Regions from separate parts of the Mus musculus genome. Here region 2 is linked to region 1. A link is a loop called in an ENCODE intact Hi-C map of the cell type or tissue named here. Cell type or tissue: heart. All regions are shown on one strand. Each heading gives the region's core, and the rest is flanking DNA. Links, peaks and the distances in the headings are about the cores only.

What was found. A loop is a pair of places that touch in the nucleus more often than their neighbours do. Peaks named below come from ENCODE experiments on the same cell type or tissue, not always from the same donor. Only the 100,000 strongest peaks of a DNase experiment are listed, where the experiment ranks them.
Region 2: a loop joins it to region 1, with 3.0 times the contacts of the local background. A loop is called at or near these places in 10 of 42 quality-filtered maps.

The regions. Positions count from the first base shown.
Region 1 is chr10:86,449,413-86,457,745 of GRCm38, forward strand. All of the region lies in intron 2 of Syn3 (synapsin III), which reads right to left. Among named protein-coding and RNA genes, the nearest start is that of Syn3, 45 kb to the right of the region's middle. In heart, for the core only: a CTCF peak has its summit at 3,178 (motif pointing left); a DNase peak (open chromatin) is centred at 6,079; H3K27ac peaks cover 262 bases; H3K27me3 peaks cover 1,145 bases.
Region 2 is chr10:86,341,604-86,349,936 of GRCm38, forward strand. All of the region lies in intron 6 of Syn3 (synapsin III), which reads right to left. It overlaps Timp3 (tissue inhibitor of metalloproteinase 3), which reads left to right. Exons shown (of 5, transcript NM_011595.2): 3 at 2,330-2,441; 4 at 2,951-3,072; 5 at 4,102-7,902. The coding sequence ends at 4,299. Among named protein-coding and RNA genes, the nearest start is that of Timp3, 45 kb to the left of the region's middle. In heart, for the core only: no CTCF peak of the experiment used is centred there; DNase peaks (open chromatin) are centred at 148, 748, 2,528, 3,228 and 1 weaker place; H3K27ac peaks cover 1,304 bases.

The DNA.
Region 1 (8,333 bases), core at 101-8,100:
TAGACAATATTCTTGTTGTTGGCATTTTGTCTAGGCTCCGCCCCACAGTTACCTGGCAACAGCCAAGCATGCCTGACTCACTATAAAAGGGGCTCCTTGCCCCTCCACTCTCTCTTGCCCTCTTGCTCCTGTTCTGTCCATTTGCTTCTGCTCCCCCTCTCCCTCCATTCCCCTTCCCCCTCCTTTTCCATGTGCTTATGGCTGGCCTCTCCTCCTCCTCCTCCTCCTCCTCTTCTTCTTCTTCTTCCTCTCTCTCTCTCTCTCTCTCTCTCTCTCTCTCTCTCTCTCTCTCTCTCTCTCTCTCCCCCCCTCTCTCTCCTTCTCTGTCCCTACTACCCTCACAACTTCCATCCCCATGCCCTGAATAAACTATTCTATCGTGGCTGGTTCCTCAGGGGGAAGGGATGCCTCAGCATGGTTCCGCAGAGGCACCTCCTTCTCCCACACCTGACTGCATCTCCACCAAACATATTCCCTCTCTCCTTATCTTTTCATAAAATACAGCACTTATGACCTCCCTCCCTTTCCCTGCTGACCCTCCAATCTTATTGCTTGATCCCTCCCATTCGCCCACTTTCCTCCATAGGGAACCTTCTCCTGACCGTAAATGTAGATCATCTCCCTTGGGACACCAGCTGTCTTCCCTACTGCTGATTCTAAGTATGATTAGAATCAGTAACTGTGCTTAACACTTGTAACCCACTGAAGTACAACAGGACTCCAACCAGTCTGTGGCCCATCATTTTATCCCCAGCACCCACAAGAGTACTTAAAACACTACAAGAGTGTGCAACACACCACAAGAGTGCAATTAATTGAATGAATAAATGAATGAATGAATGAATGAATGAATGAATGAACCAGTGAGTTATAGGGTTGAATCTGTGGCCTTTTTCATTTAATGTATACATTAAACGAGGCAGGCATTTTTATGTCTGTCCTATCAGGGAGGAAACGCAAAACCCAGAGACTAAATGCTTAAGGGTAACCTGCTTCCAGGTATTTTCCTCTGAGTCTCTGCTTTCTTTCGCTCAACCCTGAAAGAGTCTGGATAGAAGGGTGCGTAGAGCATTAGGTGCCTTCCCATACATAATGCTAAAGAGCCAGCTTGCATATCCGACTCACCAGTGAACCAGGCACTGCAGTAAGCATTTCCTTCTTAGGGATGGCAGCAGTGTTTTTCCTCCACCTCCCTCATTCTCTCCCTTTTCCTCAGCAGAAACATTCACAGGTTAGCACAGGTTAGCACACAAAGCTATAGCCCCGAGTCTCCCGGATGTTAGGTGTGGCCACACAACCCAGTTCTGATGGATAATCTGTAAGCATCATGCTCACAAACTTTCTCTGAACTTTCTTCATTCTATTCTTGTCCCTGGAGCAGGGAACGATTTGCTCAGTCTTCTTTTGTGAAAGGGTTCTTTCTACAAATTCTTAGAATGCTTCCCTGTCTGTGTTCACAAGCCCCTATGGCTTCTCAGCCAACGTCAGTAGTACCTTCCTCTCCCAAGACTTCCAGCATCCTTGACTGACAGCGTCAATATTTGTGGTACTTTTTCTTACAATATTAACAGGCTAAGATGTCACTGGGGCTGGACTTTTGTGGGACAGGAATGGTTGGTATGATCTGAAAGTAAGGTGTCCCTTTGTTTCTTTCCCATGGGTGCTCTTCAATTGTGTGTAGCTAGTCTCACCCAATGCAGAATTTCATCACGAGTCTTCAACAAGGGAGTCAGCACATTCCATCCCACTTACAGTATTTGTGGGGCCTGAGGGGGGGACAGCAAATGGCCTATGAGGCGTATGACTAATATTTAAAGTTGATAAGTATTCTAATTTCAATTCTGTTGCTGTGGTACAAGACCTTATCCAAAAGCAAGTGAGAGATGAAAGGGCTTTCTGGCTTATAACACCAGGTTACAGCCCAACATTCTGGGAAAGGCAAGACAAGAACTGAAGCAGTCCCCGCATGTCCATAGTCAAGCGTCAAGAGAAGATGAATTCACCTTTGCCTACTTGCTCTCATCTGGCTCTCTTTTGTAGGGAATGGTGCATCCCACAGCTGGCTGGGTTTTCCCGATTAACAATTAGGACAATCATCTACAGACAAGTCCACAGGTCAATCTGATCTAGTCAGTTCCCGGGTTGATGCTCTCAGGCGATTCTACACTGAGACAAGATGACACTGAAAATGAACTACCACCATGACTAGAGTTAGCAAACATTTAAATACAATATTTGCATCCCTTCTTTGATGACTACAGCTCATAAGGACACATCCAGACTGTAGCAGCATGGCAATGGCCAGCGTGGTCTTTACTCTTAATTCCCATTCTTCCCTAGTTCTCAGTTACTCTCCTCTCTCCATTCTTCACTCTGCACCCCTGCAGATTCCAGTGTTCTTCTCCCTAGTACTTGACCTTCTCATCAACCCCCAAGAGGGAATGGGGCAGGATCGCCACCCATATCCTGTAGATGGAGAAGTTGCCATTTAAGGTCTCATAAGTTTCCCATAGTTTCAGATTTTCAAGATTCAGTACAATTCCTTCCTAATGGGGACTCTGCCAGCAGATGGCCCACTTAATCCACATTTACATTACATTAACATCCACATTATTTACAGCTGCTTCCATAGACACCACACACCCCACACACACACACACACACACACACACACACACACACCACACATGCACATGCACGCGAGCATGCACGCGCGCGCACGCACGCACGCGCGCACACACACACACACACACACACACACACACTCCTTCTTGGGATGCTTCAGTACGTCCTCTGCTTTATGATTCTGGTCTTTTGCACAGGCTCACACCTCTATTTTGCCAGACTCCTCTTTCTCGAAGTCCATAGTACTTATAGGTGCTATCTGCTCTCTTGTTTTCCTTAGCAGCAACCCCACCTGGCTGGGCTGGGTGCCCCTCCTCCACAGGTGAGCACATCATACCCTCTACCTTATGGTACTGCCCTGCCTTGTAATTATACGTTATGATCTGTCCTCTGCCTCTAAACATCCAGTCTGTGAGCTGTTTCTCAATAGTCACTGCATATGACAGCACCCTGTGACAGGGCACAGGACTTTGCTTCCTATATGTTGGCCAGGTATGGAGATGTCTCCCTTGTCCCTGCATCCAGATCTTCCTTGTGACCCTTTATTGCCACCTACTGGCAAACTGTTGCAATAACTCACAAATCTACATCTTTTATTATATGGGTCATTGTGTGGTTGTCCAACCTATAGGACTGACAGCCTTGGACTTGATTCCAACCCAGAACCAAGAACGCTCTGCACTGTATGCCACCCAAGAAGCTCCTGCCTCAAAGACGCCACACCTTCCCAGGAGTCTTTGGAATGTTTCCTGCTGGGGCTGGCAGGCTGTCTCAGGCTGAGGTGAGGGTCAGGCGGTCCATCCCTCTATCTGGCTGAGAGTCAGAAGTCTGTCTCCTGATGGGCCACACAGACTGCTGCCTTCTTGCCGGGGAGCGGGGGTTGGGAGTGGGGACAGTGGTGGAAGGGTGGGCTAATTCAGCCTGGAGCTGCCTCAGAACAGCTCTGTGTGGCAGAGAGAAGGGGAAGGATGGCCTAGAATTCTAGATGCCTTGGGGGTGGAGCCCACTGTCTCTGCTGTTGACTGGCTGTTTGACCTCAGGTTAAAACAGATGGATCCACGTTGTCCAATGGCTTTGCCTTCGACCAGCAGTCTCAGCCCAGTGCCCTAATATGTCCATTTTCATAGCTCCTTGAATAACGCTGCCAATCAAACAGATCCATGGTCCTGACCCTCCAAGGGGTGGGAACACTAGATTCCAGGAGGGTTCTGTCTCTGTGGGTGGCCTCATACTTTACTGACACATTAAAGGCAGCAGGAAGGAGAATATTACAAGCTAGGGCCACCCGGGGTGGGAAGTCTCTAGTTTGGGGCCCCGGGATGTGGTGGCATGTGACAAAGATTTATGAGAAGTGGGTACTGCTTTCCTTTCCTGCCACTGCCAGGGAATGAGGACATATGGGATCTACCTGTGTCAAAGCAGAGATCCTGGACAGATCCACCTGACTGTGGAGCTAGTGAGGCGAGGTAGCATCTCTTACTTGATCCCAGAGGATTCTGCCAGCCCCGCCAGCCAGTTGGGATCCTCTTCCCACCTCCCTGAGTCCTGGAATGCAGCAGGGGCAGCACGCTCACTCATTCAGGAGAGTCCCGAGGGTTTAAACTCTGGTTCTCACACTTGCACAGCAAGCCCTGCCCGTAGCCCTGGGAAGGCATCGTTGCATGATTTAACCTGCAGTGATGGACTTATCTGCTCTGTGCAGAACCTTCAGGCTCCCAGGAATCAACCATGAAGATCACACAGGGTTTACTCCCTCCTAGGAGGGAGTGGCACACAGATGGACGATAACCATCAGTGAAGCAGCGTAGAGATCCAGCTCGGACCAAAAGGTGCACTCTGCCCAGTCTTGGATGGGAAGCAGGATGAGAGGCATGTGTGGTACTGATGAGGTGGCCCAGCTAGTCCACCAGCTAATCAGCTCATCCAATATTTGTGCCTATTCTTTGTCAGGGCCTAAGACTTCAAAGGTGTGGTGGTGGTGGTGGTGGTGGTGGTGGTGGTGGTGGTGGTGGTGTGTGTGTGTGTGTGTGTGTGTGTGTGTGTGTGTGTGTAGACATGCAGAGGAAGACCTGGTTTGGGCGTGGGGCAGGATTTCTGATACCTCCTGACCTGCTGTAGATATCTTGGGGCCACTCCATGCCTCCTCCTCTGAATAATGGGGATGTAAAAGGTTAATTCTGAAGGTGTTGAGAGGGCTTACACTAGGACCCAGATGCAAAGGCACCCAGGAGGCTGCCAAGAATGTACCAGTGGGCTACTGATGGGAGGTGTCTGAGTGCGGCTTCGCATTGCTGGAAGAAGAAGCAGAAGGGCCTTCTGGCTGTAGAGGCAGACCCAGGTCCTGTCTAGCTCTGCCATTTATAACCTAATGCTGCCTCAAGCCAACCCCACCACCACAGTCCAAGTTCTCTCATTGGTAAAATATTAGGAGAAAAATGACTACATCTGCCATCTGGGTATGGACTCCTGAACAATGCTCCTGGCACACAGCAGGTATTCGGCTACCATTCAGCTCATCCCTTCTGGTTTGTTTTCTGCATGGAGAAGGCTGAGAAGATTTATTATCTATTTACCCATACAAAGATTCACTATCCATCCAATAAACGACTTATCTATCTATCCATCCATCTAACTCATTCACCCATACATCCACTTGCCCGACTATTTATCCATCCATCCATCCATCCATCCATCCATCCATCCATCCATCCATCCACCCATCCATCCATCCATCCTTCTTCCTTCTTCTCCTTACTTTGTGGTAAGCATTATGTTGGTCTAAAATATCCCAGTCAAAGCAGAAAGGTTTTTGCATCATACCGGAAGACAGTCCTTGAGGAAGACAGAGATCCACTAGCTACCTTAACATCTCTGTCTTGTATCACAAGCCCCCAGCTGGTAGGTCTTGTGGGATCCATAGCCTCATTTTGACAGAATGAATTATAAACTTACTTTTGTGTGGGACAGGGGGTGTGGTGTATGCTAACACGAATATGGGTATGTGCAGGTGTATGCGTACACGTGGAAGCCAGAGGAGACATCAGGCACTCTTCTCTATTTGTCCCTAAGACCACCTCTCTCTGAGCCTAGAGTGAGGCAGGCAGCCAGGAAGCCCCAGTAATTCTCCTTTCTCTTTCCAAGCGCTGGAGTCTCAGGGTTGTATGTGTGTGTGTAGGACAGCATGCTGAGCTTTTTATGTGGGTGCTGAGAATCCAAACTCAGATCTTCATGCTTGTGGAGCAAGCCCTCTTAGCTGCGGAGTCATTCACACCACGACCCCCACCCTTGCCCCACACCCCCCTCCCCCACATACACACCTTTCACATTTAAAATACAGAATTCATTTTAGAAGTCTGGCTTCCCTTGAACATTAGAAACTTGGAAACATCTGGCCTGTATTCCCAAACGGCAGAAGCTGGCTGAGTGTCCTGCAGCTGCTGCCTTTAGAGGGAACATTTGCCTGTCACAGCCAGCACCATCCCTCCGGTTCCCAGTCATCTCCCTGCAGCTGAAGCCAAATGGCTAATGTCATTTGCCATGGAGCCTAAGTGGCTGTTTTCCTGACCACAGGGAAGTGTTTTCTTCCCACCTGCACTTGTCCCTATCCACGTGCCCCCAAACTGGCTGATGTGTCTTCTACAGATAGCCTTATTAAGCCTGTTCTTCACATGGTAATTAACTTCTCAAAGATCTCCAGAAAGCCCAGCAGAAGAGTGGACAGGAATTCTTGTCCCTTTTCCTGCCATGGAAGATGATTCCCTCTTGCCAGGGAACACATTAGAGACAGGCTTCTACAGGCCTTGGGGAGAGAGACATTATGTAATGAGGCTGGCATCTGCCCAGAGACATGCCTTTCCAGGGGCAGGTTGTAAGCAGTGGGGTAAAGTCTGGGGGGGGGGGGGCTCTGAAGTCTCTATAGCCCAAGTAGAAGCAGGTCTGTGAGGGACTCTATAGAAAGGTCACTGGGAGGACCTGGACGAGAAAGCCAGTCTGTGGAGGGTGAGGCTATGGGATTCCTCAGAGAAGAACGAGGCAAGGGTATGAGACAGGCAAGACAAAGGCAAGAGAAGAAGAACCAATGCTTCCATTTAGAGCCTCCTCTAAGGGCTTCTAGAGTAACATCATCTAGGGTCAGAGCCCTTCATTACTGTCACAAATGAGTAGCCAAACCAAACTCAGAATCTTCTAACTAATGGGAAACTCACCCCTTCCCCCAACACCACTTGATCTCTGCCACCGAACTGTACTTATACTGAACTGTACATGTGCCTGGCCTTCTCTGTTTATCAAGTTGAATTTCATCTCCATCGTCCATTGTTCCACCAGCAGTCTTGCTCCTATTCATTTAAACCATGTAGTAAGCCCTCTGTTTTGATTGATTCTAAGGTTGGCTTTCCATCGAGGTCAACAAGCAGGTCCCTGACTCCATTCTAGACATTCTGAGTCCATTGTGGTATGTGACAGTTCCTCATGGCCTGACCTGGATCCATCCAATCCTTGTTTAGATGTAGTTCCTCCATTCAAATTGGTCCATGTTCTGACAGAATCAAACCTCCCTCCTGTACACAACATTTGTGGGTTTGTCACAAAGTCTCCTCAAGAGAGAAGGAGTAGACTAAGCCATGATTAATTTTCACCAAGAATTTGTTTTTAAGTGCAAGGGCAAAACAAGAGTTGACGTGTGCAGGTACAATGTATGCACATCTCTGGAGGGTACTCACAGGCTGACGTTTTCTAGAATTCCAATCATTACACATTCTTTTCCTTCTAAGAATGTCACCATCTATATCCAGTAAAACCTCATTGTGTGTACTTTGACCAAAGATGCTTGTTTTCTTTACAAAGAACTTGACTTTATACAACAAGTTTAGGGCAGTAGCTGGAAACAATCATTCTAATGGGAACACTCATCCAGAGACATGGTCCTCACACAGCCATGTGCTATTATGTCAAAGGAAACAGGCACTCTTTACATTTGAGAGCTCATGGCTCAGTCAAGCTCTTTAGAGAATCAGCAAAAAGTGAGAGATTTAGGGGGAAAGGTCTCCCTAGACTCTTCTGTTCAAAGACATTTTCCTTGTATCTTCTAGCTAGGATCCAAGACTGAAGCTCTCTCCTCCAAGATTCTACAAGAGCAGGGTGGTGGTAACAATCTTTCTGTTTCCCCTTCCTCTGTCTCTCCTCATAGGAGCTGGGTAGGAAGCTGCAGAGACACCAGCCCTTGGATTGGACAGCATGAAGACCTCACGAAGAAGGGTCAGCACTTGAAAAATTCCTCAAGTCAAAAGGGCTAGGGGCTTGGGTGCCACACAAGGCCCTCACTGTGTGTGCACATTGTCTCCCTGATAAAAGGGGCCGGGCCTGGGAAAACGGAGCTGTCTCCAGGCAACAGAACTGGTTGATGGGGAATGTCCAGGCCCCTCCCCTCTCTCTGGACACTAGGGCAGGGAGAAACACAGGGAGGGCAGAGGTACAGGGCCAACGTCTAGCACTGAAGCCCCCCCAGGTGGGGTCAGATGGAATGTTTGAGTTAATGAATAAAGCAAACAGGAGGTGATACCTCATTTTTGAGACCCCCCTCCTCTCTTCATTTCACCGGAAGCCCCTTACAGGTCTGTACATACAACAGTTTTGTTATGCAATGGGGTGCCTTATGATGGCAACAGGCATGAGGTGTTCCTCAGAGCTGGGGGTCTACAGCAGAGTGG
Region 2 (8,333 bases), core at 49-8,048, 110 kb before region 1:
TGGCCTCTGTCATTTGTGGGGGCCTTATCTCCTATTAGGACCATGGGAAAGCAGTTTGTTTTGCCAGGGGCTATTGTTTGTGCAGTGTAGACAAGCTTTCAGGCAGGCTGCAAGGGACAGCACGTGGGGGACATTATGTCCCAGTTGGTCCCAGGAGGATCCCAGGGAAACATGTGCCGGTCATGCGCTTTGCTTGTCCTAACTGGGGGCAGGACAGATCTGCCGGGCAATTGGAATGTGCTGGGCCCTTTCCTTAGTGGTTTGTGGAAGCAAACGAGCGCCAGCAGGGTTTCCTCCAGCTGCAGGACCCCTTGACCTTCAGGCCTCAGGAAGCCATTGTCGTCCAATGCCTGAGACTCTTATGGTGCAAGATTCTTATCGAGCCCTTGCTGAGACCTACTGTGTTGTCGTCCACTAAGCACTTAGTGGAAATATTTACCAAAACCTGAAACCGCATGAACAGTTTACCTGGCGCGGAAGTCAGGGTGTCTTGTTCTTTGCAGGCCATGGTGATGGTGCTGCACACATCAGGAATCTTAACTGTGTTTCCTGTGGAGTCAGATGGGTATCACCCAGCAGCAAGCACATCATCATTCTGGTCTGCTCCCCCATAGCGGACTGAACCCCCACATTCTGTTACTTGTTCTGTTGCAAAGCCCCCAGGGTAGCAGAAGGGTTCAGAAGGTGTCTAAGCCATCAGGACAGGACACTCTGTAAACAAGCAGAGGCCTGCCTCTCTAGATTGTGAACAGACAGCCTCGTGCCCTGTAGACCACCTGACTCTGCTAGCCACCTGCCTGTTAGAAGATGAGGACAAACAAGATGATAATAACAACAGCAGCAGCAACAAAACAAAACCCAGCCCATCAGGTTTTACGTAGCTGGGTATTTGTGAGGCACCAATGGGGTACGCTGGCTGGTATTAATGACCTGAGTAACTAATAATGCATGCTAAGGAATCGTTCTACTGCAAAGCTCTTAGCATAGGGCTAGTGACAACCAGATATTCAAGGCCCTTAGAGAGGTAAGAACCAGGCCTCAGTGTCCCCCTCCACCTTCCCTCTTCCCTGTCTCACAGATGACAGTGTGGCCTCAGTAGATCAGGGCTTGTGTAGCACACAGGGACTCATTCTAGAGTCACAGAATGTGCTCAGTCTCTGTTAAAGTCACATGGCCAGGCATTCCAGTCACGTTGTGACACGAGTCTCGCAAAAGCTAGAGATGCGAGAAGCCCCTGCTGCTGTGGAAGCCCTGGGTCTTAAGCTTCAAAGGCTGCAAGGAGAGATAGAGACAGATGACCGTTAAGACCACAGACTATGCGTTATCTTGCTTGGACTTTGTGCCCACTGTTTACCAACTGTGTGACTATAGACAAGCCTCTAAGCCTGTCTAAGGTTCAGGCCTGAACCTTGTAAAGTGAGACCAAGGCTCTTTCCTGCCCTCTAAGGTCCTGGGCATCCGGTGGCTAGATATTTTAGCAGTAACCTACCTGCAGTGTCACTAACCCTGGGCCCATATAACCCTGTAGCCGAGGCTGTTCTACTTATCACTGGAAGGTTACCAACATCCCTGCTCTGTGTCTGCTCTCCTGCCACGGTGTCTTTGACACGTTGTCAAGGAAACATATTGTCTTGTGCTTCAAATGTTTCCAAGAGGTGTAGCCACTCCGCTCAGTCATGTTGCAGATGAATTTTACATAGTTTAACCTAGTAATAATGATATCCTTAATTAAGAAGTTTTGCTTTGGCGGGAGGGCTTTACCTTGAGCAAAGAAACTCAGCGCCACGGCAGAAGCTCAGAAAAATAAGAACTTAAGATAATGCCTGTCCCGAGTTCACTCTCCTCTAGCCGAATGGAATTTACATTAGTGCCCCCATTGGAAAAAATGGAGTTCTCAGTACCCACTCTCAGGGCCCTTGTGAGAATCCTGTGAGTAAGAACGTTGCTACATACACCAGCCTATCACTGAGATGGCACTTGAAGGCCAGCTGGCTGGCTGGCTGGCTGGCCCCTTGAACTTGCATAGAGCCCTGGGTGCTTTTCATAGTAGATGCCTTGAATCTGTGATGTGCGGATGTGTAGGTAGAGGAGTGGGGTGCAGCAGGTGGATAGAACATACATATAGCTGGATAGGAAGACACCATCCTGGCCCAGGGAAAAGACTAGATGGCCTCCTTCGGTGGTGTTCAGGAAACCCTGTGGTGACAGGTTCATAGTCTACCACTGTCCGGCTGCACAGGGGGGACCAGAGACTCTACAGAACACTACACAGCAGCATGCAGATTGGACACTGGGCTCTCTCTCACGATCATGTTTCTTTTGCCCACAGATGTACCGAGGCTTCAGTAAGATGCCCCACGTGCAGTACATTCACACGGAAGCCTCTGAAAGTCTTTGTGGCCTCAAGCTAGAAGTCAACAAATACCAGTACCTGCTGACAGGTAAGTGTCTGCAGGAGCACTGAGACTCCTTTGCTCTGGGGTGGTCTGCCGAAGCTTGAGTCAGTGACATCCAGAGGGTTGCAGACACCTGGCTCCTCAGGTTAAGGGTCTGGCTTGCTTACGCACTCCTGCCTGGCAGCCTTGGCTCCATTGTACATCTGGTTGTGTCCTGATCTCATGGTATCTCAGCTTTAACGTAGCTAGAAATAGGTTGCCTCTTCAACAGCTCTTGGCAGTCAATCCATTAGGTTTGTCTTGTATGACAGTCTGATCTTTAGGCTGTCGTTGTAGTAATGACAACACACAAAACCCTAAGGAATTCTCAGACCTTTGAGGCCTTCAGCAGAGTGCTTGCTATCTCAAGCTCCATTATCAGTCTGGAAAACAGGGCCAGAATTCACGTCTAAAGGTGTTGAGGAAGGTGTCTCAAACCCAGGGTCAGTGCCTGCCCCCTGGCAGTTGAGAGGTCTAACAGAATGCCTGCCCCCTTGCCTCCTATTCTCCTCCAGGGCGCGTGTATGAAGGCAAGATGTACACAGGACTGTGCAACTTTGTGGAGAGGTGGGACCACCTCACACTGTCCCAGCGCAAGGGCCTCAATTACCGCTACCACCTGGGTTGCAATTGCAAGGTGAGTTCTAGGGGAGGGTGCCAATCTGGAAGCTTTGGTTCCTGCTAGCTGGGGCAGACAGCCTGTTGGGTGGTGCAGGGGTGGTAAGGAATGCTGCCCTGGGGCAAGGCAGCCAGGAAAGCTCTGAAGAACGCCTTTGTTCTGTATTCGCTGCCTGCATGGTGCCTACTTGGCAGCTGCTGGGTTGAGAGGGCTCTTCAACCTCCCCGCCCCTCCCTGCTGCTCTTCAAGGCCAATGACAGGTACAAGAACTTTCAGTGGAGGGTTCTGCCAAGCTCTTGTGAGTGGGTTCACTCTGACAGCTGACTCAACCAGGTCCAGTCCCTTCCCCATACACAAGGTCACGAGAGGGAACCGAATCGCTTTCTCCCCCTAATCCTCATAATAACCTCATGTGTTCCTAATCACTATTATTTCACTGTAGAAGAAATCAAGGCATCAGAGATCTTTGTCTATGATCCTGGGTTATATAGCTTGTTGAGTCTGATTTCCAACCCAGGGCAGTTGAACTCTAAAATCTATGCCTTTATTGTTTACTTATGTTTTACTTATATGAGTACACTGCAGCCACTCTTGAGACACACACTATAAGAGTGCATCAGATCCCATTACAGATGGTTGTGGGCCACCATGTGGTTGCTGGGAATTGAATTCAGGACCTCTGGAAGAGCAGTCAGTTTTCTTAACCACTAAACCATCTCTCCAGTCTTGCTTTTGTTGTTTGAACTCCTCCATTTCCTACAACAGTGGTAGTCGCCTCTTCCCACATCTAATCTGAGACTCAAATGCTGTGTGACCTGGAATGAGCTGTTTAACCTTTCTGAGAGTCTCTATTCATCTATAGAGGGGATTTAGAAGTGTACCAAAAGTTTAGAGACAGTATGTCTGGTGCCCAGTAGACACTCAATGGGAGCTTATAGCTAGTGTTATTAATCTGGTAGCATTAAAGGGCAGGAACCCCCTGGGTTTGAATTCAGGGAGGGCCTGCCATGGTGCAGTCCCCTAACTGTGGCTTGCGTGTCATTACAGATCAAGTCCTGCTACTACTTGCCTTGTTTTGTGACCTCCAAGAATGAGTGTCTCTGGACCGACATGCTCTCCAATTTTGGGTACCCTGGCTATCAGTCCAAACACTACGCCTGCATCCGGCAGAAGGGTGGCTACTGCAGCTGGTACCGAGGATGGGCTCCCCCAGACAAGAGCATCAGCAACGCCACAGACCCCTGAACCCAGACCTTCCCCACCTCACCTCCTTCCCATCCCGCCGAGCGTCCCAGACACTAACTCTTCCCAGATGATGACAATGAAATTAGTGCCTGTTTTCTTGCAAATTTAGCACTGGGGACACTTAAAGTCTCTGCTGTCTATGGAGTTGATTTGGAAATACCTTCCTGGCCCCGCCCCTACCCCTTCTTTTTGGTTTTGACATCACCCATTTCCAACTGGGGATCTCTGGTGCCAAGCCAGAAAGAACGAGGCATGTATACACCTCTTCTTCATGATATATAATCTATATTTTTTTAGGAAAACAGAAATTGAAAAATTTATCCCATTGGGGCATTTAAAGCTACTCTTCTTTCTTCTTCCTCTCTTGACCACATCCTAGACCCAGTTCCATATACACTTCTTCATCCCAATACACAGGAAACATGGATAAGGAAGTTGGCAGAAGTCCAACTGTTTCCCAATCAGTCAAAGGCAGCAAGCAGACAGACGCCAGGTATTTGAAAGGTCTTCTACACAGAGGATATACAACTGTATGTCTGGGTCAGACAGTCTGTCTATGTGTGCATGTCAGAGGGAGAGAAGAGACAGACTGTAGGAGTGGGTCTCACAGTTATCCAGCCCTGTGATACTTGGGTTGACCCCATGTTTCAGATCCTGGAACAAGCATCCAAGAGTAACAGAACTTTCTGAGCTGGCAAAGGCTTAAACATCTGCCTGGGTTCAGCAGGCAACCTGCCCGTCTGTACAAAAAACTCAAAGGGCTGAGATGAACGTCTTTCCTCTCCTGCCTCCCATGAGACAGTCTCCTAGGAATTCTTGGGGAAGTTTGGCTGGAAGCTTGCCAACTGTAAGTTGGAGAAACACACACCTGACACTATCCACAGATATAGTCAAGTAGATTTGGATAGAGAATACTATTTCCAAAGTAGTGTTTAGCTCATCTAGGGGGATGTGTTTATATATACATTTGCATATACCCACGGGGGATTATGAGCTAATTTTTTTTATAGGACACAGAATTCTATTCAATGCTGTTAAATATGCAAATAGTTTAATCTTTTTTTCTTTTGTTGTTTGATGGGAAATTGTGACATTCCAAGTTGACTTTTTTTTATTATCTGAATTAAAATTTGAAACTCTGACCACACTCAGTACCCTACTGTCCCTATAACTGGGGTTATCTGACCATCCATCTCCCTTCTTTGTTCTGCTTTCTGTTCGGGGTGCCCTTCACTTAATTGCCTTACTGGCTGGCTGACGGCAGGGGAGTGTGAGTGTTAGGTTAGGGCCTTCTCATGAAAGGGGCAGTTGCACAGTGGAATGACTCCTCTCCTGGATCTGGGGACAGCATACACTTCTTCCCCAGCTCAGTAATGGGTGAAGTCACTTCCGGAGGTGGTCACCTCATAGAATGAACATGATTGGTTACTGAGGGAGCCAGGCTCTGCCGTCCAAATGTAGGCCTTTTGTTGTGTTGTATTTTTGTTTTTAAATAAAAGTACAGTATAAATTTTCCTATTAAATAAGATTATTTTAAGTTTTAGTGTCAACATTGCAATGCCAATAGTAGGTGAGAGTGTATTGCACAGAGTTGGAGATAGTAAGGTGGTGACATTTAACACAGTTACTCTGTCTTTTTTCAGATTATGGGTATTTATCCTCTATTAGTATCATATCGTTTTCATTCCACTTTAGAAACACAGTTACCAGTTGAGAGAGAGAGAGAGAGAGAGAGAGAGAGAGAGAGAGAGAGAGAGAGAGAACAAGTTCTAGTCTGTCCCCACCCCACACATACCACTGCTTTGTCCAGGTGTTTGATAGAAGAGCAGGGCAGGAAGACAGTTCAGGAGATGGGTGTCAAGTTTTCTCTTGGTTGATTTCATTCCCTTGCATCTTTCCCCTGTGCTGACAGGGGGCAGAAGGCACAACCATTTCCATGGTGTGCCGAGAGAAGGAGCTGAGGTCAGCAAGCCAGTGGTTCTTAAGAGCTGAACCTCTGGCTTTACTGTTGGAAGTTGTCTATTTCAACCTCAGAGTTTCCTAATATGGCGCTCCTGATCTATCTTACTCAAGTGCCCTCCCATATGTATACCCCAACATCTTTTCCATCTTAATCCAGCATCGGGCCATTCTCAATCCCTGGTAATCACCTCCCTTTTACATGGACAGACTTGAGGTGAGGCCTAAGTATGAGGCACCTGAAGATAAAACCAATGGGCAGAACCAATGGCCCCAGTCGGCTTTTGAGGTCTTGGTGAGAAGTACTGGCCACGAAAGGGTCTTGTGTAAAGTTACATCATCGGAGAGCGGTTTTTGAGCTTTCAATAAGCTATAGCTTTGTTTATTTCACCTGTTCACTTACTGTATAATTTAAAATCATTTATGTAGCTGAGACACTTTGATACTTCAATTATATCGTGAATGTTTTATTTTGCTAAATCATGTGCCATGTGTAGGCTGTTGTGTGTACACTGTGTCTAAGAGAAGAAGAAAAGAAAAAAAAAAGAAAGAAACCCACATGCCATTTTTTTTTTCTGATTCAAATTCTACAGTAGAATGGAGGGCAGAATTACTGGGACACAATCACCACTCAGCTAGAATGGAGATTCAAGGAAATGGAAGGTACTAGAAACAGACTCCTCCAGCCTCCTCCCCATAGAATCCTAAGGGTGGGAAGAAGAAGAAGAAAAAAAGCAAAAGCAAAACAAAACAGAAATCAAAAGTACACTCAAGTTCTTGTCCTGTATCAAATATCCCTAGGTCATCTGCCACCCACTTTCCAAGACCTTTCTCCTACTCAACCAGGAAGTCATGGTTTCTGCAGTCCAGAGCCATGGCAACTGAGATTCTAAGCTCTCTTTGTCTCATCCAGGCAACTTTTCTGTCTCCCAACCAAGGAATTCCTCTGCTCAGGCTCCTGTTGCCCAGGATAGCTCTCTTCTATAGCCAGGATGTGGAGCTTAAGGAGACTCCAATGTTTACTTTCTCCAGTCCTAGCTCTGCCATATAAACACTGTCTCATGTTGTGCTTCTTAAACGACAAAGAACATAGTGACTTTTGGGGATAGATCTGTCTGGGAGATAATGTGAGTCCAGGAGGCATTACTCTTCCCTGCCTCACATCAAGGTGCCATTCAGGTAGTTGGCTCCCAGCTACTTAACGATAAAAATATCACTTTCGTATTTGTATCAGAGAAACTTAAAAAAAAAATAAAGTCTGATGGTAGAAATCCAATGAAATGGGAGAAGGCAGGAGAGAGAGGTCTCAGTAGATCTAAGTCGGCTGTTTGGGTTGAGGAGGAGAGAACCCGAGGAAATGACCATGCTCTGGGGACAGGGGTACCTTAGATTCTCTGTCTATTTTTCCTCTAGCAAGCCAGCTGTGCTGAAGCCCAGTAGAGATGAAGAGACACCAGCCAGAGAAAACCCCCTCTAGAAGGAATGTATTTGTTGCTAAATTTTGTAGCACTGTTTACAGTTTTCCTCCATGTTATTTATGAATTTTATATTCCGTGAATGTATATTGTCTTGTAATGTTGCATAGTGTTCACTTTTTATAGCTGTCCTTTATTCTAAACAGTAAAGTGGTTTTATTTCTATCACATACCTGCTGTCTCTTGCCTTCTTGTGTCCTGGCTTGGGAGGTTATAATTGATATCAGAGAGGATCTTGCAAGCAGATTCTGCCTGTCTTCCCTATAACCTCGGCACACAATCTCCTTCCACCCTTGGCTATAGCTTGGCCCATTTCAATTATGCCCGTTTTTGCAACAGATTTCAGGAGAGTTATCCTTAAATCCTTACGCTTGCTAATCCAGCCCTAACTAAACTCCGTCATTCTACTGGCAAGATCCAGTGTTTAAGAGATCTCTATCTAAATCACCAGTGGGTGGTATAATCCTTAGACCTTATTTTCTTCCTGAGAATCCCATGATGGATGACAGAGTGTAAGCTTGCAGGCAGCCATATTTGTCAATGTCAATGGTCTAACTGAAATCCTTAGTGAAGCTCCTAGTTGGCATTGCCATGAATTTC